Regions from separate parts of the Homo sapiens genome. Here region 1 is linked to region 2. A link is a loop called in an ENCODE intact Hi-C map of the cell type or tissue named here. Cell type or tissue: Calu3. All regions are shown on one strand. Each heading gives the region's core, and the rest is flanking DNA. Links, peaks and the distances in the headings are about the cores only. Region 1 has its middle 17 kb from the start of FGF19. Region 2 has its middle 69 kb from the start of FGF3.

The links. A loop is a pair of places that touch in the nucleus more often than their neighbours do. Peaks named below come from ENCODE experiments on the same cell type or tissue, not always from the same donor. Only the 100,000 strongest peaks of a DNase experiment are listed, where the experiment ranks them.
Region 1: a loop joins it to region 2, with 6 times the contacts of the local background. A loop is called at or near these places in 12 of 110 quality-filtered maps.

What each region holds. Positions count from the first base shown.
Region 1 is chr11:69,715,282-69,727,728 of GRCh38, reverse strand. No RefSeq gene overlaps it. Among named protein-coding and RNA genes, the nearest start is that of FGF19, 17 kb to the right of the region's middle. RefSeq lists enhancers at 6,009-6,758, 6,249-6,900. In Calu3, for the core only: CTCF peaks have their summits at 9,424 (motif pointing left) and 9,671; DNase peaks (open chromatin) are centred at 5,778 and 9,398.
Region 2 is chr11:69,882,000-69,894,446 of GRCh38, reverse strand. No RefSeq gene overlaps it. Among named protein-coding and RNA genes, the nearest start is that of FGF3, 69 kb to the right of the region's middle. RefSeq lists enhancers at 2,761-3,356, 5,552-5,846, 10,505-11,005. In Calu3, for the core only: a CTCF peak has its summit at 5,719 (motif pointing right); DNase peaks (open chromatin) are centred at 2,736 and 5,716.

The DNA of each region.
Region 1 (12,447 bases), core at 1,880-9,879, 170 kb after region 2:
GCTGTAGGATGCTCCCTGGCTCCTGTTCCATGACTTCTCCCTCTCATCAGCTGCCCTCAGTTCAGGGCCCTCAGCCCTAGGGTGTGCCACCCCCATCATGGCTCTGACCGCCCAGTACCTGCCCTGCTTATCTGCGGTGCCCTCCATGGGCAGGCAGGGCCAGTGCAGTGCAGCAGTTGGACAGGTGAAACTCTTGCCCTGGTCTCCACGTCCCTGGGCCTGGCCTGGACAGACAGGCTGGGCCACCCCCTGGGAGCAGGAGGGGCATGTGTTCTGCATCCAGGCTGGCTCTGTCCAGGAGATGCCTCCGAGCCAGGCCCACCACTAGCACCCATCCGGCGCCTTGGAGAGCAGCCCGTCAATCAATGGAGGATGCAGTTGTGTGGTCTTTGAGCTGGCCCAGGACAAACGCCTGACGCAAGGCTAAATGGGGACCATCATAGCACCTGCAATTTTGTCGTGTTGTTCTGAGAGTCATATGGCACGATGGGCATATCATTCTGCCCATATCATTCCACCTCTGAAACATTTCTGTGAGGCAGGGAGAGCCACACGCCCTGTCCCCGGGAGCTCCTGGGCAGCACCCCCTCAGAAGCCAAAAATCCCAGAGAAGATGGATGCCCGCAGTGGGGCAGCAGGATGGCACGAGCTGGAGGCCTTGGGTCCCAGCTCTGCTTGGCCTCGGAGAGTCAGGCTTGCTCTCTGGGCCTCAGTTTTCCCTCAGAAACACAGGGTTCCTTCCCCCTCTGATGGTGGATGTGGCCGGGACATTGCAGACAGTAAGTAGGTGCACCCCAAGCATGAAATGGAGGCCTCAGCTCCCCACGGGAAGGGGATGGGGATGGATATGTCTGTATATTCCAGGTAGTGAGTGCAGGTGTTAGCCAGTGCTTATCGGGTTACCTCGGAATCTAAACCGTTCCCAGGGCCCACGCCCAGCGCCAGCGCTCCCCATAGGTTTATTCACACCTGGAAGCTGCAGGCGCTTGATGTGGTCCCTCTGATGTGCGTGCGCTCTGAAACCTAAACCCCCTTTGCTGCAGGCCTACGGAGACTCCGCAGGTGCCCAGGGAGAGGCCCCGGCAGGGGAGGCACCCTGTCCACCCTGACTCACAATGTCCTGGGGTGCCTGCTGTCCGGCCCGTTCCACTGGGGTCTTGTCTGCGTCCACTTTTCCTCCAGGTTCCTCTCCCTCTCCTGGGGCCCGAGGGCCATCACCCCGTGGAATGCCGCACCTTGGGAAAGGAGCAGCCTCCAATGACCTGGCTTGTGCTTTTCCCGAGCCTCCCAGCTGCCTCCCACCTCTGAGCAATTTATGGGGTCACGAACCACCTCAAGGGTGCAATTCCTTGTCCTGGTGCCAATTGGCCTCCAAAGTGCTTTACAACCTGCTTGTAGCACCGAGAAAGGGAACCAGCCCCCTGGATGGCCCCGAAACCATGGTGGCCCCGCCATTTGGCACCCAGGGCCATGGAGGCCTGGAATCTGCCCTAAGCCCAGCCACTGTGACAGCCGCTTCCTCCTTTCTGACTGCATTCCAGTCATATATGGTCATTCTTTACAGAAAAGCATCGAAGGGCGTAGCTCTTCAGAGGGACAGGAGCGTGAATCCCACTGTCTCTTCCTTCAGGTTTGCAGGTGTGAAAAGGGGACAACAAAAGCTATTCTTCAAAATTGTCACGAGGTTGAAATTAGATGACAGCTGTCAAGCAATGGCCCGTCGCAAACACTTCATAAATGGTGATGGTTTTATTAACATCAAAGTGGAAATGGCCAGGAATCTCACCTTCCAGAGATAGGCATGGCTACCTTTTTATGGTCTCTCCTTGCATACTTTTTCCTTCTTCTGTCCTGGAAAATCTCAGGCATACTGAAAAGTGCAAAAAAAGCACACAGCAGTTTTTTGTTTTTTGTTTGTTTGTTTGTTTTGAGATGGAGTCCTGCTCTGTTGCCCAGGCTGGAGTGCAGTGACACGATCACAGCTCACTGCAACCTCCGCCTCCTGGATTGAAGTGATTCTCCTGCCTCAGCCTCCTGAGCAGCTGGGATTACAGGTACATGCCACCGCATCCAGCTAATTTTTATATTTTTAGTAAAGACAGGGTTTCACCATGTTGGCCAGGCTGGTCTCGAACTCCTGACCTCAGGTGATCTGACCACCTTGGCCTCCCAAAGTGCTGGGATTATAGACATGAGCCACCACACCTGGCCCACACGGTGGTTTTGTGAATAATTTTAAAGTGAAAATTCACAGAACCAATGGCCCTGCAAGAGACAGACCCCAACCAGCATACAGAAGCCTCTCCCATCCCTTCTGAGCCCAGCCGATCCTTCTCTCCTCAAGGGAACCACCGTTCTGACTTAGCTCTGCTTTCTTTATAGCTTTACAGCCTAGATACTCCTCTCTAAAAAATGTCCTTTTTTACTTTTCCCCGTGTGTAGGTCTTGCCTTTTCCCTCTTCATTATATTTGTGAGATTTATTCATGTGAATGAGTGAACTTGTACTTGTTTTCTTTTTCCTTGCTGTATCACATTCCACAGTGTGAATGTGCTATTAGGTTGGTGCAAAAGTAATTGCAGTTTTTGCCATTACTTTCAATGGCAAAACCCACAATTACTTTTGCATCAACCTGATACAATTAATTCAGCCATCTCCCCATAGAGAGACAGGTGGGCTGTCCTAATCTGGAGCTGTTGGAACCTGGCTGCTCAGAACACCTTGGTCCTGAGGGGAATTCACCCAGCAGTCATACCGCACTCAGACCTTCAACTTTATCAAATGATGCCAGCCTGGCTAGGCGTGGTGGCATGCACCTGTAGTCCCAGCTACTTGGGAGGCTGAGGCAGGGGGATCACTTGAGCCTGAAAGGTCGAGGCTACAGTAAGCTGAGATGATACCACTGCACTCTGATTTTTAAGCAGACAATTTTGCTCTGCAGATATGTATAGATCTTTGAAAAGGAAAGTTAGATACAAAAATTAGCCAGACATGGTGGTGGGAGCCTGTAATCCCGGCTACACAGAAGGCTGAGGCAGGAGAATCGCTTGAACCTGGGAGGCGGAGGTTGCAGTGAGCTGAGATCGCACCACTGCACTCCAGCCTGGGCAACAAGAGTGAAATTCCATCTCAAAAAAAAAGAAAAAAGAAAAGAAAAGTTGGGGTTAGTATGTGGCTACACAGATGTCAAACAAAAAGGTTTTCCTATAAATGCTGTGTGTGCAGAGAACACTCTTTTTTTTTTTTTTTTTTTTTTTGAGATGGAGTCTCGCCCTGTCACCCAGACTGGGGTGCAATTGCAATGGCATGATCTCGGCTCACTGCAACCTCCGCCTCCCAGGTTCAAAGGATTCTCCTGCCTCAGCCTCTGGAGTAGCTGGGATTGCAAGCGCCCGCCACCATGCCCAGCTAATTTTTGTATTTTTAGTGGAGACGGGGTTTCACCATGTTGGCCAGTCTGGTCTCAAACTCCTGACCTCAGGTGGTCTGCCCACCTCGGCCTCCCAAAGTGCTGGGATTACAGGCATGAGCCACGGCGACTGGCCCACATAGAACATTCTTAGGCACATACAACAAAAATCTGTTAACAGCAGGGATACTGAGAGCGGTGGGGGAGCTGCTTTCATATTTCATTTTATACCCTCTTCATGGTTTAACATAAATATGGCTCACACTGAGCATGTTTGTTTTGGGCTCATATGGCAGGTGATGTTCTGAAGCCTGGTTTTATGGAATGCCAGGGACATCTGTCTATGTCAGCAAGCACACCTTGCTACTGACTGGCACAGCCACTCATGGTTTGGGTACCAAAGTGTCCCCAGAGACTGGACATTGAGGTTGGTTCCAATGTTTCACTATGATAAACAAGAGTGTAATCTATTTATCCAGACAGACATTTTCACCCACTCAGGTGACCTCCCCCACCCAACTTCCAGGTGTTTTTTTTTTTTCTCTCTCTCTCCTGGGGCAGAGTCTCTCGCTCTGTCACCCAGGCTGGAGTGCAGTGGCGCAATCTTGGCTCGCTGCAACCTCCGCCTCCCAGGTTCAAGCGATTCTCCTGCCTCAGTCTCCCAAGTAGCTGGGATAATAGGTGCGCACCACTATGCCCGACTAATTTTTGTATTTTTAGTAGAGACGGGGTTTCACCATGTTGCCCAGGCTGGTCTCGAACTCCTGACCTCAAGTGATCTGCCCACCTCGGCCTCCCAGTGTGCTGGGATCACAGGCGTGAGCCACCATGCCCTGCTGTATTTTTCAAACATTATAAAAGTTCTGCACAGTCTTTAGAGAAAATTTGAAAATTAGGAAAAAACTAAAGAGAAGAGCCCACCAGGAGCTCCCCACCAATGACCCGATGTGCTGGGCTTGTGTTTTTTCCTGAATTGGGAGCCACTTCTGCACTGAGGTCTGCATTCTAGGTCACAGTCTTCCTCACTGCTCAGAACCCAGGCAGAGTGGCCCTGGAAAACCCCACCATGATCTTCTCACCCGGGGTTAAAGGTAGTCTGGGCTTCATCATCTCTGGTGACAAGCCCAAGCCTGCACCCAGTGCAGTTCACCCTGAGCCCCTCTCCCTGGCGTGCTGGGCTAGCCAGGAGCTCAGAAAGTTTCTCTTTCTCCTACTCCATCTCCCCCGAACCCGACTTCACTCATGCCACAGATAACCATCGATCACCTCCAGTGCTCCAAGCGCTGAACTAATGCTGGAGAAACAGCAGTACTCAGGAGGACAAGGGGCCTGCCTGCCCCTGTGAGGTCACACTCCTGCTTCTCCAGCAGGAGAAGCACAGAGTCACTAAATGCACAAATAAAGAAGTCAGGCCCCCAGCACTTTGGGAAGCCGAGGCAGGCGGACTGCATGAGGTCAGGAGTTTGAGACCAGCGTGACCAACATGATGAAACCCCGTCTCTACTAACAATACAAAAATTAGCCAGGTGTGGTGGCGGGCATCTGTAATCCCAGCTACTTGGGAGGCTGAGGCAGGAGAATCGCTTGAACCTGGGAGGCGGAGGTTGCAGTGAGCTGAGATTGCACCATTGCACTCCAGCCTGGGCGACAAGAGCGAAACTTTGTCTCAAAAAAAGAAAAGAAGAAGAAGAAAGAAGGAGAAGCAGAAGAAGTGGAGGAGGAGGAGGAGGAGAAGGAGAAGGAGAAGTCAGGGCAGGCGCAATGGCTCATGCCAGAACTTTGGGAGACCAAGGCAGGAGGATTGCTTGAGGCCAGGAGTTTGAGACCAGCCTGGGCAACATGGTGAAACCCTACCTCTACCAAAAATACAAAAATTAGCTAGGCATGGTGGCATGCAACCATAGTCTCAGCTATTCAGGAGGCTGAGGCGGAGGATCACCTGAGCCTGAAAGGTTGAGGCTATAGTGAGCGGAGATCACACCACTGCACTCCAGCCTGGGTGGGTGACAGAGCGAGACCCTGTCTCAAAGAAGTCAGGTCATGTAGCATTGGAGCCAGAAGTCAGGCACTCTGGAGTCTGTTCTTTCCCTACCTCTACCCTTTGGTTGAGCCCCCCAGGCCGCCATGTCACACCATCTTCCATCTGTCCACCAACTGTGTAGTTGTGCAGTGCGAAGCCTGTGCCACTGTGCACAGCAGCCTTGTACAAGGGCCCTTGTCCTCCCTGGACCCTTCATCTCGCAGAGACCAGGAATCTGATAAACAAAGGTTCCTAAGGCCTGGTGTCTGCCAGTCCACCCTTCCTGGAAGTTTCTATAATACAGAAAAAGCCCGCTGGAAGGGTACCACTCTGCCCTCTGATGGCCTGTCTGGGTTATGGGGAGGTGCAGCGAGAGAAAAACAGCACCTGCCGCGTGCCAGGTCCAGGGCTGGGTGTTTCCGGGCTGCTTTCATTTACTCTTCAGCGTGGCTCTGCTTTATGGGTGAGGAAACTGAGGCTCAGAGAGGACAAACAGCATCGCAAACCTGGTCAGTGGCAGACCCAGGAGCACAGCAGCTTTGGCAGCCGGTCTGTGGCCTGTAAAGGGGGTGCCCTCCCCCTTTGGCTGAAGCACAGGTGGCGATCCCCAATTTGTTCCCTGCCCATTAACAGCCCGACCTCTGAACCATATTGGGCATTAAGGAATTAGAGCTGAGATTGCCACCTTTTGGGAGCTGACACCCCTATTCTTATGTAACCCCGCCCCGCCTCCTCCGTCCCTCCAAGTGTCGGCTGGCAAACATCTGTCCTGTAAATCAAAGCACTTGCGGACTCGCCAGGTTTGACAGGTCTCCGAGAATTTCATGGAGCCCTTTGGAGAAGACACCATCATGGGCTGCGAACGCATTTGAAAAAGTTAAAAGCCTCCTTCGCAAGCACAAAGTGTCCCAGAGAGCCTGGCTCCAAGAGGTCACAGCCCTGGGCAGCCAAGCCAGTGAGCCAGGGAGCGGTGGATTCCATCCCAGGGGGCAGCTCCTCTGACCCTCTAAGGAAAACATCGGGGAGGTTCCGGCTGGAGGATCTTGAGTAGAAAGCCATTGTGCAGGAGCCCCGGGGATTTGTTTGGGAGGAAGGTGACATTCGGGGACGGGTAAGACAGCGCTGTCTGCACACCTTTGACCACTGAAGCTGCACGATGTCCCTGCATGTGGTCGCTCGCTGCTGACTGATGGGAGTCACTCAACCACACCACAGGCCTCCTTTGTCCTGGCCCCAAGTTAACATTTTAAAAATATCTCTTCCTGGTTTAATAGCTTCTGTGCTGTGATGATAAAAGTGATCCATTTTCAGTGTAGGAAATGCAGGAAAAAAGAGACAGATAAAAATAAGGACAGAATGGGTGTATTCTCTTACTTTTAAAAAAATGGACCAGAATGTGTGTTTTTTTCTTTTCTTTTTTTTTTTTTTTTTTTTTTTTGCTTTTACAGAACCAATTTTACTGTAGAGCTGGGTGTCCTGCTGTTTGTACCTTGCCTCACATGGTGACAATTTTTATCGGGGGCCTAATAGTTTGAATGAACTCTTCTTCATGTAACCCATTGTTCAATGGGTTAAATGGGCCATCCTGGCCAGGCTGGTATCGAACTCCTGACCTCAAGTGATCTGCCCGCCTCAGCCTCCCAAAGTGCTGGGATTACAGGAGTGAGCCACCATACCTGGCCCCAAGTTTCAGTTTTTAGAAATAAAGTTTTATTGGCACACAGACATGCACATTCGTGAATGCATTGCCTGTAGCCACTTTCATGCCCCAACAGCAGCGTTGAGGAGTTGTGAGAAAGGCCTACGGCCCTCAAAGCTGAAATTTACTATCTGGCCCCTTACAGAAAAAAGTTGCACAAAACTGGACAAAACTGGGCCCTAATGAGCATCTTTGCATATTTCTTTAAGGAATTTCTTTTTTTTTTTAGACAGAGTCTTGCTCTGTTGCCCAGTCTGGAGTGCAGTGGTGTGATCTCAGCTCACTGCAACCTCTACCTCCTGGGTTCAAGCTATTCTCCTGCCTCAGCCTCCTGAGTAGCTGGGATTACAGGCATGTGCCACCACACCCAGCTAATTCGTTTGTATTTTTAGTAGAAACGGGGTTTCACCATATTGGCCGGGCTGGTCTCGAACTCCTGACCTCATGATCCGCCCGCCTCAGCCTCCCAAAGTGCTGGGGTTACAGGCGTGAGCCACCGCGCCCGGCCTAAGGACTTTCTTTATGTTAAACTCCTAGAAGTAGAATTGTGTGGTTAAAGAGGATGAACAGTTTGAAGCGTATTCGTTCATTGAATCAGCTCACTTTGTGCTGATCCTGTGCCAGGGTGGGAGCTGCGGCGGACCCCATGAAGCCAGGCCCTGCTCTCCTCAGCTTGTCTCATTCCGAGAAAGCCAGGCAACAGTTGGCAAAGTCTATGGGCATTGGGCAGAGTCTCCTGGGACCTGGCAGGTACTCTGGACTCATCGTGATCACAGTGTGGCTTCCCACAGGAGTGGACTGGGATGGATGCTGCAGGGGTTCTGCCAGGCTGGAGACCCTCGCCGATTCACTCCTCCACCCACTGGCCTCAGGAGAGGCTGCTCCCCCGACACCTAGGAACCTCTACCTAGCAGGACTTCTCAGATAAGCCTCTGTCAGTTTGCTAAGTAAGAGGAAGGCTTCTCCCTCCAGTTTGAACATTCTTATCCTCGTTGGCTATGTGTATTTCTTCTTTTGCAAACAGTTCCTCACGACTTTCCAGGTGAACTTGGGAAGTTGTTGGATGATTTTGCAGAAAATAGGGGTGGGTGGAAAGGAAGCCAAACCTCCATCCTCACCCCTGCTCGATTCTTCATGGAGTTTGTTTCTGGATGCACCGTCCTCAGGAGGGAGAGTTAGCAAACTGCACCACCGTCTCCACTTCCAAGGGAAGTCAAGGGTCAGGTCCCAAACGGGGGTGGTCTCATCCGATGGGAACAACCAGGCTGCAGTTGCTAGGGACCTGGGGAGCAGCTTTGCAAGCCTGCCAGGCCAAGAGGGGATGGTGTCAATGAGCCCATCGGCTCCCGGGGTGCCTGGAGCTGGGCCCCTCAGTGAACCAACATCAAGAAATGTCCCTGGCCCTCTGCTGGGAGGACCCCTCCGAGTCCATCCTCAGGGGCATCTGGACCTGCCATCTCCCTCCAAGCTGCCTCTGTCCAAGGTCCCCCAGGCCCGCTCAACCGGTGTGCTCCCTGCAGATGTGCTCCCCACAGTGTGTGCTCGGTGGTGTAGTTTGCTAACTCTCCCTTCTGAGGACGGTGCATCCAGAGACAAACTCCATGAAGAATCAAGCAGGGGTGAGGATGGAGGTTTGGCTTCCTTTCCGCCCACCCCTATTTTCTGCAAAATCATTCAACAACTTCCCAAGTTCACCTCGGGGACACTGTGGGGACCCACTGCCCACTCCCCCTCTCTGGGGAGCAGAGGAGCTCCTGGGGTTGGGGCCCGTGTGCTGAGAAGGTTGAGCATTGACTCACGGAGTCAGCTGAGTGATGCCCCCCAAGATGTGTGTCCCTCCAGAACCTGTGGGAGTCACCTAACTTGGAAAAGGGTCTTTGTGCATGACATTAAGTGAAGGATCTCAAGAAGAGATGATCCCGGATTGGACAGGGGGCACTGAGTTAGACGATGAGAGTCCTGAAAAAAGAAGATGTCCACAGAAGAGAAAGACGGAGCAAGAGTTTAGACACAGAAAGCAGGGAAGGAGGAGGCCGACACCTGGGGCCGGAGAGCAGGAGGCATCCTCCCTTGGGCCCCAGGAGCCCTGACCCCGCCAACATCTTGATTTCTGACTTGCAGCTTCCAGCTCGGTGAGAGCAGAAATCTCTTGCTTAAGCCGCCATCTGTGATCATTGTCGCAGGAGCCCCAGGGGACTCATCAGAGTCCCGCGGTCGGCTGTGAGTCCCCACCCTGCAGCTGAAGAGCTGTGTGGCCTCAGGCAGGAAAACCTGCCCCCTCGTGGGCTGGTGTGAGACTGGCAGTCATTCGCTTGCTCATTAAAGCCTGAGGGGCCAAGGTGCCCGGTGGGCGGCCCCTGCTGTTCTCACGACCTGACCGGGAAAGCCAAAGCATGCTGCTACTGCTCAGAAGAGCCCTGAGCACTTGATGCCTGGCAGGTGGGGTGCTCCCTTGGGGTCTTCAGGGGTACTGGAGGCGCCCCAGCTGCCACTACACCCCACAAGACCCCAGCTCAGCTCAGCAGAGCCCAGAGCTCAGCTGAGTCTCATAAGGATGTCACATAAAGATTCAGGGTCATTGGTGCCAAGTTCAAGAGGAGCAGAGACTGTGACTCCAACTGTCTTGTGTGGAAGCTTCTAGAAGAAACCCTTAAAACAAACAGAGCCATGGGAATCAGATGCTGGAGATGGAAGAGGAAGCACTGCCCACACAAGCCAGGTTTTCCACACTGGCGGGGTCACCCCATCCTGGCTTGACTCTCCTTGCCAGCCTCTCCACGAGGGACACCCCATAACCCACCCACTAACTGACCTCTGGGAATCAGGCTGGGCACAGGCTGACTGCACCACCATAAATGAGGTTTAAATGGAAATCCACGTGTTTCCCACTCTGGCCATGGGACCTGTGGGAATAAGCCCCTAGCTGCAACCAGGACCATGGACTTAATCCCAGCAAAAGACCCCAAGCCCCAGTAGTGACGGCAATGAGCAGTGTACAGGGAGAGGCAGGAAGGAGGAGGAGGGAGGCGGGAGGAGGAGGAGGGGAGGGTGAGAGTCAGAGAGGGGAGGAGGGAGGAGGAGGAGAGGAGGGAAGAGGAGGGGAGGGAGGAGAGGAGGATGGAGGAGGAGGAAAAGAGGAGGGGAGGAGGGAGGAGGTGAGAAGGGGAGGGGAGAGAAGGAAGGAGACTGGAGGCAGTGAGGAGCAAGGAAGGAGGAGCTCTTTTTCACTCTCCACTGGCCAAGGCTGACAGCCCCTTCACCTCAGTGCTCTCATCTGTAGAATGGGGCTGTGCTAGATCCTGCACACACACAGCCTGGACCAGGCACTTGCATCTGTTCCCTGTCCCATAGAGGGCCTGAAACAAGAAGCATGATGGTGGAGGAGGGATGGCAAGGGTTCAGGGCAGGCACCATCCTGGAGCAGAGGGTTGAGGAGCTGACGGGAGTTCCTTGCAAGGAGGCAAAGCATGGCAAGTCTTGGGGGGACTGGAAGCCCTGGCTGGGGCTTTGGGAAGAGGCCCCTCCTAGTCCAGCCCCCCACATCCCAGCCGCTTGGCCTGGCTCCCTCTGGCCACCCTCTGCAAGCCCGTGTCCATCCTGTTTCCTAGGTGGGGAAACTGAGCCAAGGACTTGTCCCAAGGCACACAGTGGGAGCCTGTGGCAGGAATCCTCCAGCCCCCTTGATCTGTGGTGCATGCAGCCAGAAACCCTAGCCAGAGCTGAGCCCAGAGCATCTGTTTAAATGCCTTAAAGCAGGAACATCCCTGGCCTGCTGGAAAGGCAAAGCTAGAAGGAGGCTGAAGCCCCCTCTTTCTCTGCCCTTCTCTTTCCCTCCCTCCCACCCTTCTCCCCTCTACTGAAGGAGATTCATCACACCTATGCCCTGCCAGGGCTATGCTGGGCCCAGGGGAGGCAGGAGTGACCAAGACACACACACGTGTGTGAGACCATGGAGCTTACAGACACTAGGCAGAGGCAGACCATGGGCAGATAATTCCATAGATGATTATTTTAAGGCAATTATAGCAAGTGCTGCAAAGGAGACAAGGGCTCTTCCTGAGCCTTTCTGAGCTTCTATCTGCTCTTCTGCAACATGGAGAATGAGCCATCAGAGCCGCTGCTGCAAGAACTACGCAGCACACGCATACACACATGAGCACACATTTGTGTATACTCATGCACACACATGTGCACATATGAGCACATGCACTCACACAAATGTACACAATGGCACATACGTACACATACTCAAATGTGCACACACACATGAGCACGCGTTTGTGTATACTCACGCACACACATGTGCACACATGAGCACATGCACTCACACAAATGTACACAATGGCACATGCGTACATATAACCAAATGTGCACACACACACACAAGCATGCACACACACACACACACACACACAGAGTCTGGCCTCAAGAGGGCCTTCAGCTATACGGTGCCTCTCATTAGTAAGAAAACAGTTGCAGAAAGCTCTGGATCACCGGATGCGGGAGCTGGCCTTCTCAAGATCTCTAGTCCTAAAGGGGCTATTCTCTGTGGCCTGGGCGTGGATTGGCCTCTCAGCTTCGTACTTGAGAGTGACTTCAGATGGGACGCTGACTCCTCCATGCTGAAGAAGACCCAACAACCAAGTTTGTAAAAAACTTTTCTGTTAAAAAAACAAAACAAAACACAAAGCATAACTTCTGACCCGAAAGGAAGCTGGCGATTGAGAAAAGACTGAGCCCCCGCATCCTTGATCAGGGCAGGATGAGGACAGAGTGATGAGCTTGGGTCACTCCCCAGGGACCGGCTGCCTCGGAAAATATGCCCTCCGCCTGTCACATTGGGCATGCAATATGAATCCCCTGACATGCCCCACGGGGACCCAGAATAGCTCGACTTTTCTCCTCTGCACCGTCTTTGGTGCTGGGCCTCGCCGCGTGGGTCGGCGTGTAGCCTCTTGAGCCTCGGTTTCCTGCTCTGGGAGCTGGGGCCAGTGACGGTCACCCGAGTGCCGAGTGCCTGCGCAGAGTGTTGCAGGCTTCCACAGGAGCATGTCTGGAAACCAGTGTGTGAGCTGCACACGCCTGCCCATCGCAGCTGAGGGCTCTGGCGAATAAGACACAGGCAGGTACCAGGCAGGTGGGTTGGGTTTCTTCCCCTCCATTTTTTTATTATTTTGAAAAATTTCAAACCCACAGAGGAGTCTCGAGAATAGTCTGACAAAACCTGTACAGCCTCCACCTCCACTCCCCTGCACCCCACCCCTTCTGCGTTCACTCTCATCACACACACCTATGCACACATATGGATTTTCCTGGGCCA
Region 2 (12,447 bases), core at 2,366-10,365:
AGGCTGTCCACACTGGCACCCAGAGCTGTAAAGCCACACATAAATGCCCAGTGCTTGCTGCAAGAATGCACAATTCAAGTGACACTTTAGCTGAGCCCCGAGGGATGGCTTGGCCGGGCGAGGGATTGGAGATGGTAGGCAGAGCCACAGTGTCTGCTTGAGCCGGCAGGGGCAGGGAGCATGCCAGCTATCACGCTGCATCCGTAGGTCTGAACTTTCCCAGACAGTGAGATGGCCTCTGCGGGTAACGAGGGGCCCCCACGTGGTAAAGGGCTGCAGGGTTTGCAGCACGAAGGGACAAGCTGAGTCTGGTGCTCAGGAAGAGTCCCTCTTACTGCCATGAAGATGATAGATTTGGGGTGGGGGCCCTGGGGGTGGTCACAGCAGGTGGAGGGACTAGTTAGAGGCTGGTTTAATAACCCAAGTGAGATGGCGAGTGGGGACAGGAGTGCAGAGCCACCTGATATTCAGGAGCTTGGATCTATAGGACGTGGCAATTTTTGGTGGTGGGCGGTGAAGACAGAGGAAGGCACACTGATGTCTCACTCTCGCAGAGCCCAGAGGGCCTTCCTCCGGCCCCACCCAGGCCTGGGCTCAGAACCTGAGGTCGGCAGACCCTTGAAATGATAGCAAATGCAGCGTGTCTGCACACAACCTCATTTCCCTGTTTGGAGTAGAGATTTTGTAGCTTTCAACGGATTCCCAAAGAGACCCCCAAGGCTGAGAGGGTGAGGACCATGGCCCCCAGGGAAGGAGCCCCTGGCCTGGATTCCTGTCAGAGTGTCTAGCTCCAAGACCGATCCGTGTGTCCCTGAAATGAAGTATGGGTGGGGAATCATTCTTCGATTTGCAAAAATGCAATTTGTACCCAGCTCTGACAGCCTAAAGCACTCCTGGATTATTAGCACAAAAGCAAGGACACAGCCCCAGTCCTGCAAAAAGGGAAGGCCGGGCGGCTCTTCCTGTTGGAAAGAGGCCAGGAGGACATTTGGGGATTTGATTCCTAATTGTTGTTCAGCATCACTGAGGGATGTCTGGCTGAAAGGCAGTCAGTGCTTCTGGTTTCCGAGGGAGGGGTGCAGCCCTGTCTGGCCTCATCGTCCATGTGACTGTCCCAGAGGCTGCCTCCTGCTTTGGCCAGATGGCACCGCCAGCCGCTTGATGACATACGTTCCTGCTCTTGGATTTATTGACACAAGGTGCACAAAGCCTTGCTTAGGCAGGTCAGGGAGGCTCCCCACCTTCAGCCCAGCCCTGCTTCCCTTCAGGGGATAATGACCCAGCCTGGCCACAGGTGCCAGGCTCGGGCCTCTCCAGACCCCAACTCAGAGCCTTTCTTCCCTGCAGAACCTGGAGTGTGGCTGACAGAAAGGCACCCGGACAGGGAGGGACTGGACACTCACTCTGCTAGTCACTCTCCGCCTGCCCCTCCAGGTCCAGCCCCGACTCCTCACCCTGTTTCTCTGCCGCAGGAGACCAGCTGGTTCCCCAGCTTCCTGGCTTTGGAGTCCCCACTTGAAGCGGCCAGTGGGGGTTGCCAGCAACCGATCAGAGCTGGGAAGGAGAGAGGGGCTGGCTTCCTTCCTGCCCAGCCGCAGGGGGCAGTGTGTGCCTCCCCTACGCACAGCCACGACAGCTCCCATCCGGCTCCATGGACAGCTCCCTCTCTTGCTGGGTTCTGTAACTGCCTCCTTCTGGCCTCAGACAATAACAAGGGGCTTCACCAACCATCCTTTCCTGGCTTCCTGATCTCGCCCACCCCTGGGGGTGGGTCATCTGCTTCCTGGGGGCCCTTGACAGATGCATGTGGCGGGAACTGATGGGAACAGCGATGGTAGCAACAATCACCACCACTTACCACGCACAGGCGCGCTCCACCGCACACATGAGCGCTCCACCGCGGACAGGTGCGCTCCACCGCGGACAGGCGCGCTTCACTGCACACAGGCGCACTTCGCCCCACTCACCTCTCTGGACAAACTTATGGAGTAGACGCTCTTGTTAGCCCCCACTTTAGAGATGGGAAAACTGAGGCATGAGGGTGGTAGATGGCAGAGCCAGTAGTCAAGGACACCAGAACTGGGAGGAAACCGGAGCGACCTGGGAATCTTCTCTGGAATACACTTGATCTCTCACAGGATGTGGGGGATCACCTCTGGAGCTCTTGCAGGGGGGCCAATGGGTTCCATAGACCCTGCGGTCAGCGCTGCGGGGCGAGACTGTGGTGCTGACCGCTTGCCCCTCTGGGGTCTGGACTCTCGGTGAATCCCTGCACGGACACCGCGACCCTCTTCTCTGGCCAGGCCCGGGGTCGGCTCACACACTGGTGCCCTCGAGGGCTGGCTGAGTGAGATTTGCTGGCTGTGGCAGTGTCGTCCCTGACGTGAGTGTGACCTCGGTGGCGTATGCACTGCCCCAGACTTACCCCAGCGTTCGAGTGACAGGCACCTTACTGTCCATTTCCTTTCTATTCAAAGAGAAGATTAAAAAGGAAAATTGGTGACCCCGGGGGTAACCGCGGGCGAGCTAAAAATACTCTCAATAAATAAACAAACCGGGTCAGTGATCCAAACACCATGAGGCAGCGATTCCGGGTGTGCAAAGGCCACCATTTATGGCTGTGGGCTTGTTTGCCCAGAGAATGCCCTGCCGGAGATATAGGATAGCAGTATCCCGTGGGGTACGCCGGGGCAAAATGACCCATGTCAAGTCAATAACCTCCGCGCTGCTTCACCTTCTCGTGCTGGAATGCCTTCTGCGTGCCTTCCTGGAAAGCGCCCTGTGGCCCCGTGACCCAGCCTGGGCCGGCACCTTGAGTTGGGCACAAATTCAAGATGACAACTCTTGGAGCCCGTTGGCTGGCGGCAGAATGATGAGGAGACATTCTGCCCGGGCGGTTTATTGTCCGTTCTAGACTGAGAACAATTCCGGGCTGTTACGATGTGATTGCCCTTGGGCGCGTTATCAGCGTGAACTCAGGGCAGAGCAATACCCCTGCCAAGCGGCCGACGCTGTTTCACAGGGAGGGCCCTCCTGCTCTTTCACCCACAGTGGGGCTCGGGGCCATGGGTGCAGGGCTGGAGGAGGATGTGAGGGGCAGCTATTTCAGTCTGGAATATCAGGATTTTAACCCCAAATAAATGTCTTGGTTATTATTTCAGCAAGCGTGCCCTAAATCACCTTGGGAAGACTTGAGCCTTTCAGAGCCTTGGTTTGCATAAAATAGGGGCTGTGTCAGAGCCCCCTTTGTGGGGCTATTGAGAAGATTCCAGAAGATTTCATAGAATGAAGTGCTTAGCACTGAGCCTGGCACAGCATAGGTGGTTGAACATTGATGCTTTTTTTTGTTATTAGTACAGCTGTGTTGCTGATTTTATAGTCGAGATTCCACAAGAGGAAATCGGGTTGGAACATAAAGATATTTGCCCCGTGGATTCTCCAGGGGGTTCCCACACAGTCCCATTCTCACATTCATTTCTCGAGCTGTCCCTCTTATTAGCCTACAGAATGAGCTAGAGCTGCTTCTCGCTGGCAATGGGGAGAGCTCCTTTCTGGGGGACCCCAGCTCCCAGGAGCTGAACTTAGAGGTTGCCAGGCCTGAGGAGAGGGAAATGACCCAGAGATGCTAGGAGGGGCTGGGCCCTCTCAGCACAGGCCTCAGGCTTCTCTTGGAAGCAGGGGTTTGCCATGCAGGAAGCAGGCATGGCCCATGCCCATTGTGGGAGAGGGTGAGGCTGCACCGCCTGCCTGCTTTCTGCCAGCACCCCTTGGCAGGCAGGCGAAGGTAGGCAGGGGCCCTTTGGGACTCTGCTGGAGGAGGTTTGGACGTAGGGCTCTAAGGCCCCTAAAATTTGCTCCATGCATCCTTACACAAGGGAGAGCTCCAGCAGAAGCCAGGGTCTGCGGTCAGGGAAAGGCAGAGGACGGCAAGGGCCATGGCCCTCATCGCACAGACACTGAGGAAGAGCAGGGTCTCACCCTTGGTGGCTCAGCTGGTTTTTGGCAGTGATGGCTTCAGAACCTGGGCCCCCCATCCCCAGCCAATGCTCTCTGGTTTTCCAAAAGGAAATTTCCCTATTATTTCCCTCCTTAGATCCATGAAGGGTATTTATCAATGGCAAAGGATGATGCCCTGCAGGTGTATCAGTGGCCCGTGAGCCAGCTCCATCCAGCCTCAGCAGGAAGAAGCATTTTTCCAAGCATCTCAATGCTCACATTAGTGCTCGATTGGCAATTAGCAAATGTCACAACCCCCTCCTCCCTGAGCGACAGTTGTTTCAGATGTCAAATTCCTGCCAAGCGCCACGTCTTGTTCTAAAACCTCTTTCCAGGGGTACTCGAGGGAAATTAGCATGATGCCAGCCGAGAAGAAAACCCCTCAGAGCTTGAGAATGGCGAGTCCTCCCGGGGAGGGAATTCAGCCGCAGGTTCCTATCGACAGTGAAAGATTAATTGATGCAGAGTGAATTATGGAAATGCGTGAGGCCGTTTCTACCGATGATGCCTTTAAAACCGCGGTCCCCCGCTGCAGCGTCATCGCACACCAGGTCTGCAGAGGGCAGCGGAAGCCCCAGCCTCCTTCTTTTGTCCTCCCCAAGAGGCCCCTCCCCAAAGTTAAATGTGTTTAGAAGTGGGCAGGGGATTGAACAGCCCTGCAAAGCAAACATCACCTCCAACACTGACAATGCGAAAGCGCTTCCTGTGGACCAGGCACTTTGCATGGATTATATTTCCTTTGTTCCCTAAAACAACTCGGAGATAAATTCTATTGTAATTCCCATTTTACAGAGAAGGACACTGAGAGGGGAGGTGACTTGCCTCAGGGGACCCATTCAGGGAGTGCAGAACCAGGATCTGGCCCCAGTGGCCTGTCTCAGAGCTGGGTCCTTACCTGTGCCCTGCCAGGCGAGTGATCTGAATGGGCAGGTGGGGAGAAATCCCGTGCCTCGATTTCCACTAGGAAAGTGTCTTGGTTTTCTGTTCACTGAATGGTTACGAGCCCTTGTCCCTGCAGGCTGGGGGCCAGGGAGGAAGGCTGAGGACCAGGTGGGGAACAGTCTATGTCTCAGAGCTGAGGCTTTCATAGGGGAAGGGGATTCTCGGGGAGGTGAGGGGTGCTGGGTGCTGATGGGAGCTCTGGGGGCACTGCCCAGATCCCCTGGGCTCTTAAGATAAAGTTGAGGGGTCAGAAGGTCCAAGCAGGGCCTGAGATCTCATGTCACTCCGAAGCTTCCAGCAAGGGAGACCCTGGTGGCAATTTCCCAGCGGGTCTCTAAGCCAGAGATACCCAGGAGGCTTTGCTTTCCGGTTTGATATGGGGGCAGCCCAGTCTATTCATGGATGCCCCAGGCTAAGGGGCGTGGCTCTAGACACACATGGATCTGGGCTCTCGAGCATCAGTGTAATAACCTCATTTCTTGAATGAGGTGAGTAAAGCCCAGGACAGAAGGAGGCTCCCAGAGTCCCCAGCAGAGCCAGACTCAGGGCCCTGGTCACCCTTGGCTGGCCAGGACCCAGCACAGGGGCCGTGGAGGTAGGGAAAGCCGCTGGTCCAGAGCATCCCGACCTCCCCCGAATAAAAGGGGTGGCTTTGGTACTGCCTGAGAGTTACAGTTGACTCAGCCCACCTTGGAAGCCAGGTTCTAGGAAAAACCCCTCCCTAAGGAAGAAGGATGCCAGCTGCCTTCAGCCTGGTCCCACTGCCACCACAAGATGGCGCTGTTTTGCGGGGTTTTTGTTTCTGTTTACAACCTGAGCACACTGACCTGGTCTTTCCCACCTTTGATGTTCTTGGGTTTATGGCACTGAAGGTAATTCTGTCGTCCTGGTGCAGAGGGCAGAAGATGCCTTCTTGTAGGGTGCATGCACATGTGTGATCATGTGTCCACGTGTGTGATCATGCGTGCAGGTGCATGTGTGTGCATATGTACCTGTGTGAATCTTGGTATGCATGGCATATGCTCTTGTGTGTTTGTGTATGTCTTTGCCTTGTGTGTGCATGTGTGCATACATGTGAATATGTGTGTTATATGCTCCCATGTGTGCAGGAGTGTGTATATTTGTAGCACTGTGTATGCTCATGTGTGAGCCTGTGCTCATGGACATATGTGTACCTTTGTGTCAGTAGGTATTGTATGCGTGTGTATGTATATGTACATGTGTGTTTGCCTGCAAGGTACATGTGTGCGCCAGTGTGTGCACATGTGTATATTTTGGGCTGTGTGGGGATGTGTGCAGAGGCACATGTGTATGCCTTTTTGCGTGCATGGTGTGCACGTATGTCTGTGTGTGTGTCTGCTGGACAGCAAGAAGGAGCAAGGTCCATCTCCTGTCCTCAGTGGTCCCTCCCCTCCTCTCTTTCTTGGCTAATGTGGCTCAGAGCCTGCATCGGCAGGCGAAAGCTGGGCCTGGCTGGGGGCACCTCCGGGCGCTGCTCCATGCCGCCCTATGGCCACTTGCACCTGGATGCAGGAGCACTGTCTGCTATTTGTCTCCCTTACTGTACTCTGAGCTCCTGGAGGCCAGGTCTGGGTGGTGCTCAACCAGGGCTCCCCAGGTTTGGGCACAGGACCTGGCCTAGAGTAAGAAGTTCGCTAGAGACCAATCAGGTTTCTAGGCCGAATACCGAGGGTCCAGTTGTCAGAAATATCTGAGAGTTCATTTAATTCGCTCGACAGTCCTCTGAGGCAGGCTGCATAATTATTCCATCTTGTGATGAAGAAACAAAGGCACAGAGAAGTTAAGTGACTCACCCAAAACCACCAGCTATGAACAGGCAGAACCAGCGTCCAGCCCAGGTTTGAATCGATGTTTGTGGGTTGAGATGAATAAATTATTCCATTGGCCTGAATATATATTTTTAGCAGGAGGTGCTTTATCTGCATTTTGTTACAGGGATCATAAACCCTCTGTGCCCAGAGCAGGAGGCCATAGGCAGTCCTGCTCAAATGCCTCTTCCTCCAGGAAGCCTACCTGACCTCTCTCAGAGAAAATTTCTGATTCTCTGTGTTCCTGCAGACTTCAGGTTTCCACTTGGAGGTCCTAAGGTGCATAAATTCTTTCCAACCCTGTGAGCAAGAAGCCAGGGTTTTGGGGAGCCACTGAGGATCTGAAGAAATCTGATAAAAGCTCCAGATGCTGGGATCATGTAGGTGTGCACAGAAATCATCCCCAGTTTGAGAGGGTTCACTGACAATGCAGCTCAATGTTGGGCCTCGGCTAGAGCCCTGAAATGATAGAGACACCTGCCTAACTTGAGACGCAGCTGGCGACGGCCAGTGGAGCCCCTGTTTCCGAGAGGGGAGCGTGGCACTAGACACTTCTTCTTCAGCCATTTCACAAATATTCTTTTTTTTTTTTTTTTTTTGAGACAGAGTCTCGCTCTGTTGCCCAGGCTGGAGTGCAGTGGCGGGATCTCGGCTCACTGCAAGCTCCGCCTCCCGGGTTCACGCCATTCTCCTGCCTCAGCCTCCCAAGTAGCTGGGACTACAGGCGCCCGCCACTACGCCCGGCTAATTTTTTGTATTTTTAGTAGAGACGGGGTTTCACCGTTTTAGCCGGGATGGTCTCGATCTCCTGACCTCGTGATCCGCCCGCCTCGGCCTCCCAAAGTGCTGGGATTACAGGCGTGAGCCACCACCCCAGCCGAATTTGATTGAATTTTGAATTCAGACTCTGAATAGTATCCCCAAATCCCCAGGCAAAGGGCCGACAGTGGAGCCTCCTGCAAGTGGGGGGGCAGTACACTGGCTTGGGAAGAGTCGGGACTTTTCGTTCAGGGCCGCAGGGACCAGCTGCCCACTCCCCGAGCACCTACAGCCCCACAATTGGGGACGTCGCCAGCCACTGAGGTCTTTCTTCTCGGCACTGCCTCCACCCCCACCCCGGCTGTCCTGTCCAGTCTTCAAGCAAATGTTTTTGATTTTACAGGAAGTAGAGCAAGGACCTAATCTGAGTTTAATTTTTGAGTACATTAATTATATTAATTAAGTATATTAATTAATTAATATATTAATTAAGTATATTGATTAATTTCTGAGTATATTAATATGGCAGAGAAGGCTGCACAGTCGTGTTCAGTAACTGCTCCAGGCCTTGGAATGTCCCCGTTGGTATAAATTAATGGTTTGGAGATACCAAGTGATGTGAGGTCTGCTTTTGCGTGTAAGGAAAGAGATGGGCTAAACTCAGGGAACCCACATCCATCTAGGGACAGCCCTGTCTCCAGGACTCAGTTTACCCATTTATAAAATAAGAGGTGCAATTGCTATCACATACCCCACGCTGTACACAGACTATCAAACCAGGGGCTCTGAGGGGCCAGAGTCACGGCCCTGTTTGCCTGCCCTACACAGGATGAGAGTAGAGTGAACACGAGTATAACACGATGAAGGAGAGGAGAGCTTCCCAGAGGAGACAGGCACATCCATCCTGTGTTCTGAAAAAGAAAAAGAAAAAAAGAAAAACAAACTTCCCCCAGTAACTCAATAAGAAAAGCTCTCTGGAATCCCACCGTCCACCTCGACACCCCTCTTTCTTCCTGGCTGTTGCCTTCTGCCCGCACCTCTGTATCACCCTTCCCTCCCGATCACTCTCCATCTCCCCACTCTTCAAGGTCCCCACAGAACATCTTCCCACTATGTGGCAGTGACCATCCCTGTCCCGGAGTGGCCTCCCCCCTCAGCCCTCCCCACTCTGCCCTCCCCCTTCTGCCCTCCCCCCTCAGCCCTCCCCACTCTGCCCTCCCCATTCTGCCTTCCCCACTCTGCCCTCCCCACTCTGCCCTCCCCACTCTGCCCTCCCCATTCTGCCTTCCCCACTCTGCCCTCCCCACTCTGTCCTCCCCACTCTGCCCTCATTCCTACAGATTTGCTGCCTGTGTGTTTTCTCTTTGGGGATAAGAGTTGCTTCTCCAGGGTGCACCTAGTGCATGGGAGACAGCACTTCATATATGTTTATTGACTGAATGCATCAAGTCTGGGTTCAAAAACATGTCTCATAACCCAGAATATTCTATACCCACAAGAGGACCGGGCTTGTGAGCAGAGTCCTTGCTAAGTAGGCAGCCACTCCTGTCCCAGGTCTTTGGGGACAAGAGTACATTAATATGGCAGAGAAGGCTGCACAGTCGTGTTCAGTAACTGCTCCAGGCCTTGGAATGTCCCCGTTGGTATAAATTAATGGTTTGGAGGTACCAAGTGCTGTGAGGTCTGCTTTTGCGTGTAAGGAAAGAGAGGGGCTAAACTGAGATGGCTTCTGACTCTGGACTCGGAGGCATTAATTACTTAAATGAATAAGTATTAAATCAAAGGCCTTGCTTCAAAAATTAAACTCAGATTAGGTCCTTGCTCTACTTCCTGTAAAATCAAAAACATTTGCTTGAAGACTGGACAGCCAGGGTGGGGGTGGGGGCAGTGCCGAGAAGAAAGACCTCGGTGGCTGGCGAGGTCCCCAATTGTGGGGCTGTAGGTGCCCGGGGAGGGGGCAGCTGGTCCCTGCGGCCCTGAACAACAAGTCCCGACTCTGCCCAAGCCAATGCACTGCAATGACCTCTCACCTCTGCGCTCCTGCACAGCCAAGCCTGGAGGTGAGAGTAACTGCAATACCAGAGAGCAGGGGCCCTGGTTAGAGGGGTCCAGGAGACCAAGGTGGGGACTCTCAAGCCAGGAGGATTTGGAGCAGGAGCAGCAAAGGCTGGTGAGAAGACCAATATGAAAAGACCAGGGATGCTGCCTGGGGCCGTGCAGGGACCTTGAGGGAGAATTTGGATGCGACCTTACACCCAGACTCAGGGGTCCCTGTAATTCTCCTATTTTATCTTAATCAGACTCGCTCTGTTCACAGAATCGCCTGTGGCATTTCCAAGTGCCAGTCTAATCTTGCTTCCCACCCTAAACATTTCTTCCTGCAGTACGAAGGTCCGAACTCCTCTGTGAACGTCAAAGCCCCAGTGGGGCCGCCCCCAGGCAAGCTGGTCTCCTAAGGAATTTGCAGTTGGGCCTCTGCTCTCTCTGTTCACTGGCACCGCCCGATACCCTGGCATGTCGCTCACCCTTCAGCTGTCCCTGATTTCTTCTCCACCCTCCTTATTCCCTCCCCAACAAATGCAGGCATTTACTCCTTCTCTGGGGATCCCAGGAATTCTTTTAGTGCCTCCTTGATAACAGCAGCCAAGGATGGTTACTGAACACAGACTCTGCCCAGCGCTGTTCCAGTCACGGCCCCACGCTGGTGCAGGCAGTGCTGGTGACAGCCCGTGTGGCGTGTGCAGCCTACGTGCAGTGCCCTGCATTCTATCAGACCACCAGCTCCAGCTTCAGATATGACTGGACGCAGAGGCACAGAGAGAGGAAGCCGCCGGCCTCCGGCCACTTAGCAAGTGCTGGCCAAGCAGGGCTCAGGCCCTGGCCCCTGGCTCTCTGAAGGATGGACCCTGGTCTCGTTCGTTCTGTTCCCTTTGTCTCTGCACCTGGAATGGGGGTGGTGACGTGCTTCTCTGTCTCCAGGCTCCTTCCCCTCCAGAGGGGCCACGGCGTGCTGGCCTTTGCCACCCAGTCCCTTGACCAACTCCCAGGGCCCTGTGGGTGGCAGCATCCCCGCCAGCTCCCTGCTCCTGTGTCTGGCCCGAGCTAGGCACTCAGCATCACTGGAAAGGAGCTGGGCTGCCTGAGCTTCCTTCCTTGGGCTCCCCCGGCCAGAGGCAGCTATTGTCCCCCACCGTGGGTGCACCAGGTTCCTGCCTCAGAGCCCCTCCGATGCCAAGGCTGCTCCCCAAGATGTAGCCAGAATGCCAATCTGTCTCGGGGCCGTGTGCCCTCTGAGCTGGCTCCGTGGTGGCGGGACAGCCCTGGCGGCCACAGCTCATGGGAACAGATGATTTCTTTGGGCCACCAAGCATCCCGCAGAGACCACACCCAGCATCCCGTGGTGGCTGGAATTCCACACTGGGTCCATAGGCAAGTCTGCCCTGAGACAGTCAGCCTGGGGTGCCAGCCAGGGGAGCGCAGCTCACAGGGCTGTGTGGACACCTCTCGGCATGATGAAAATCTGTGTCTGCCAGGATCACCCATAGACCCCCCCAGACCTGAGCTAGAGACGCCCCTGCCCTAGCCCCATGCCTCAGCGGCCTGGTAGAGGGTTGATTGGCGGCCCCTAAGCCACAGCTACCTCAGAAGATGGCTTTATTGGAAATAAGGGTCTGTGCAGATATAATTAAGGTAAGGATCTTGAGACGAGATCATCCTGGGTTACCCAGGTGGGCCCTAAATCCAATGATGGGATCCTTATAAGAGGCAAAAAAAAAAAAAAAAAGAGAAGACATAGAGGGGAGGTGACCGTGTGACCACGGAGGCAGGGGCTGGTGGGAGGCGGCCACAGCGAAGGAGCAGCTGGAGCCCCAGAAGCTGGAAGAGGTAGAGTGGGTCCTCCCCTAGCGACTTCAGAGGGCATGTGGCACTGCCAACCCCTCGATCTTAGACTTGAGGCCGGCAGAACTGCGAGGGATAAATGCCTGCTGTTCATACTGCCTGGTCTGTGGGATTTCAGTGCAGCAGCTGCGGGGCACTGAGGGCACCTTGCCCTCAGGCTGTCGGGGCTGGAGCTGGGGCTCAGAGAGTGGAGGCATGGCCGTGACCAACACACTTCTCCCCACGCCTCCATTTCCTTTTCCCTACCACTCAGGAGGCAACAGGACCTACCCTGTAGGGTTTGGGGATGACTAAACAGTCTTATCACTCAGGGGGCTGGAGCAGCACGTACACCTGGTTGATGTGGCATCCATTTTCACTGACACTGTCGTGCAACTTTATAACTTGCCCAGTCCCTCAGCTTGTAGTGGGGAGCTCAGCTTGTAGTGGGGAGCTCATCTTTCAACCCAGGTCTGTCAGCAGGCAAGGCTCATGCTCATGAGGTCTTTGTGGCACCCTGAAAATGGGCACATACGGATGGCCCCCTGAAGGACCTGTAGTGTTGTCACTAAAGGTGACACTGGTTAAGCTAAACAGCTCCGCGTGGAGTTCAGGAAATGCCTGATCCAGGAGCACAGGAGCTTTGTCCAATGACCGCCTGCATCTCCGGCACTTCTGACTGGGGCTGGCACATAGTCAGTGCTCAGTGCCTTGGGTCAGTGGATGGAAGCAGGGATGGGGGTCTCTAGCCCGGTCATGCTTGCGGCAGGGGTGGAATGTCTTTGAAGACACACACAAGTCAGGGAGGGGAAGTGAGACCCTGGAAGCCCGTCCGACACGGGGGCCTGAGGTTAACGTGAGGGTCCAAGGTGTCCAGCAGAGGGGGCTGTAGGTGGGTGATGGTTTAGGGGATTCCTGAGCAGAGGCCTGTGAGGTACAGAGGTCTTCGTGTGGGAGGGTGGACAGGCAGCTGGCAGGCACTAGAGGAAGCCAGCTTGGCCATCTTCTCCTGTCCCGTCCCCAGCAGCAGCCTGGCCAGGGG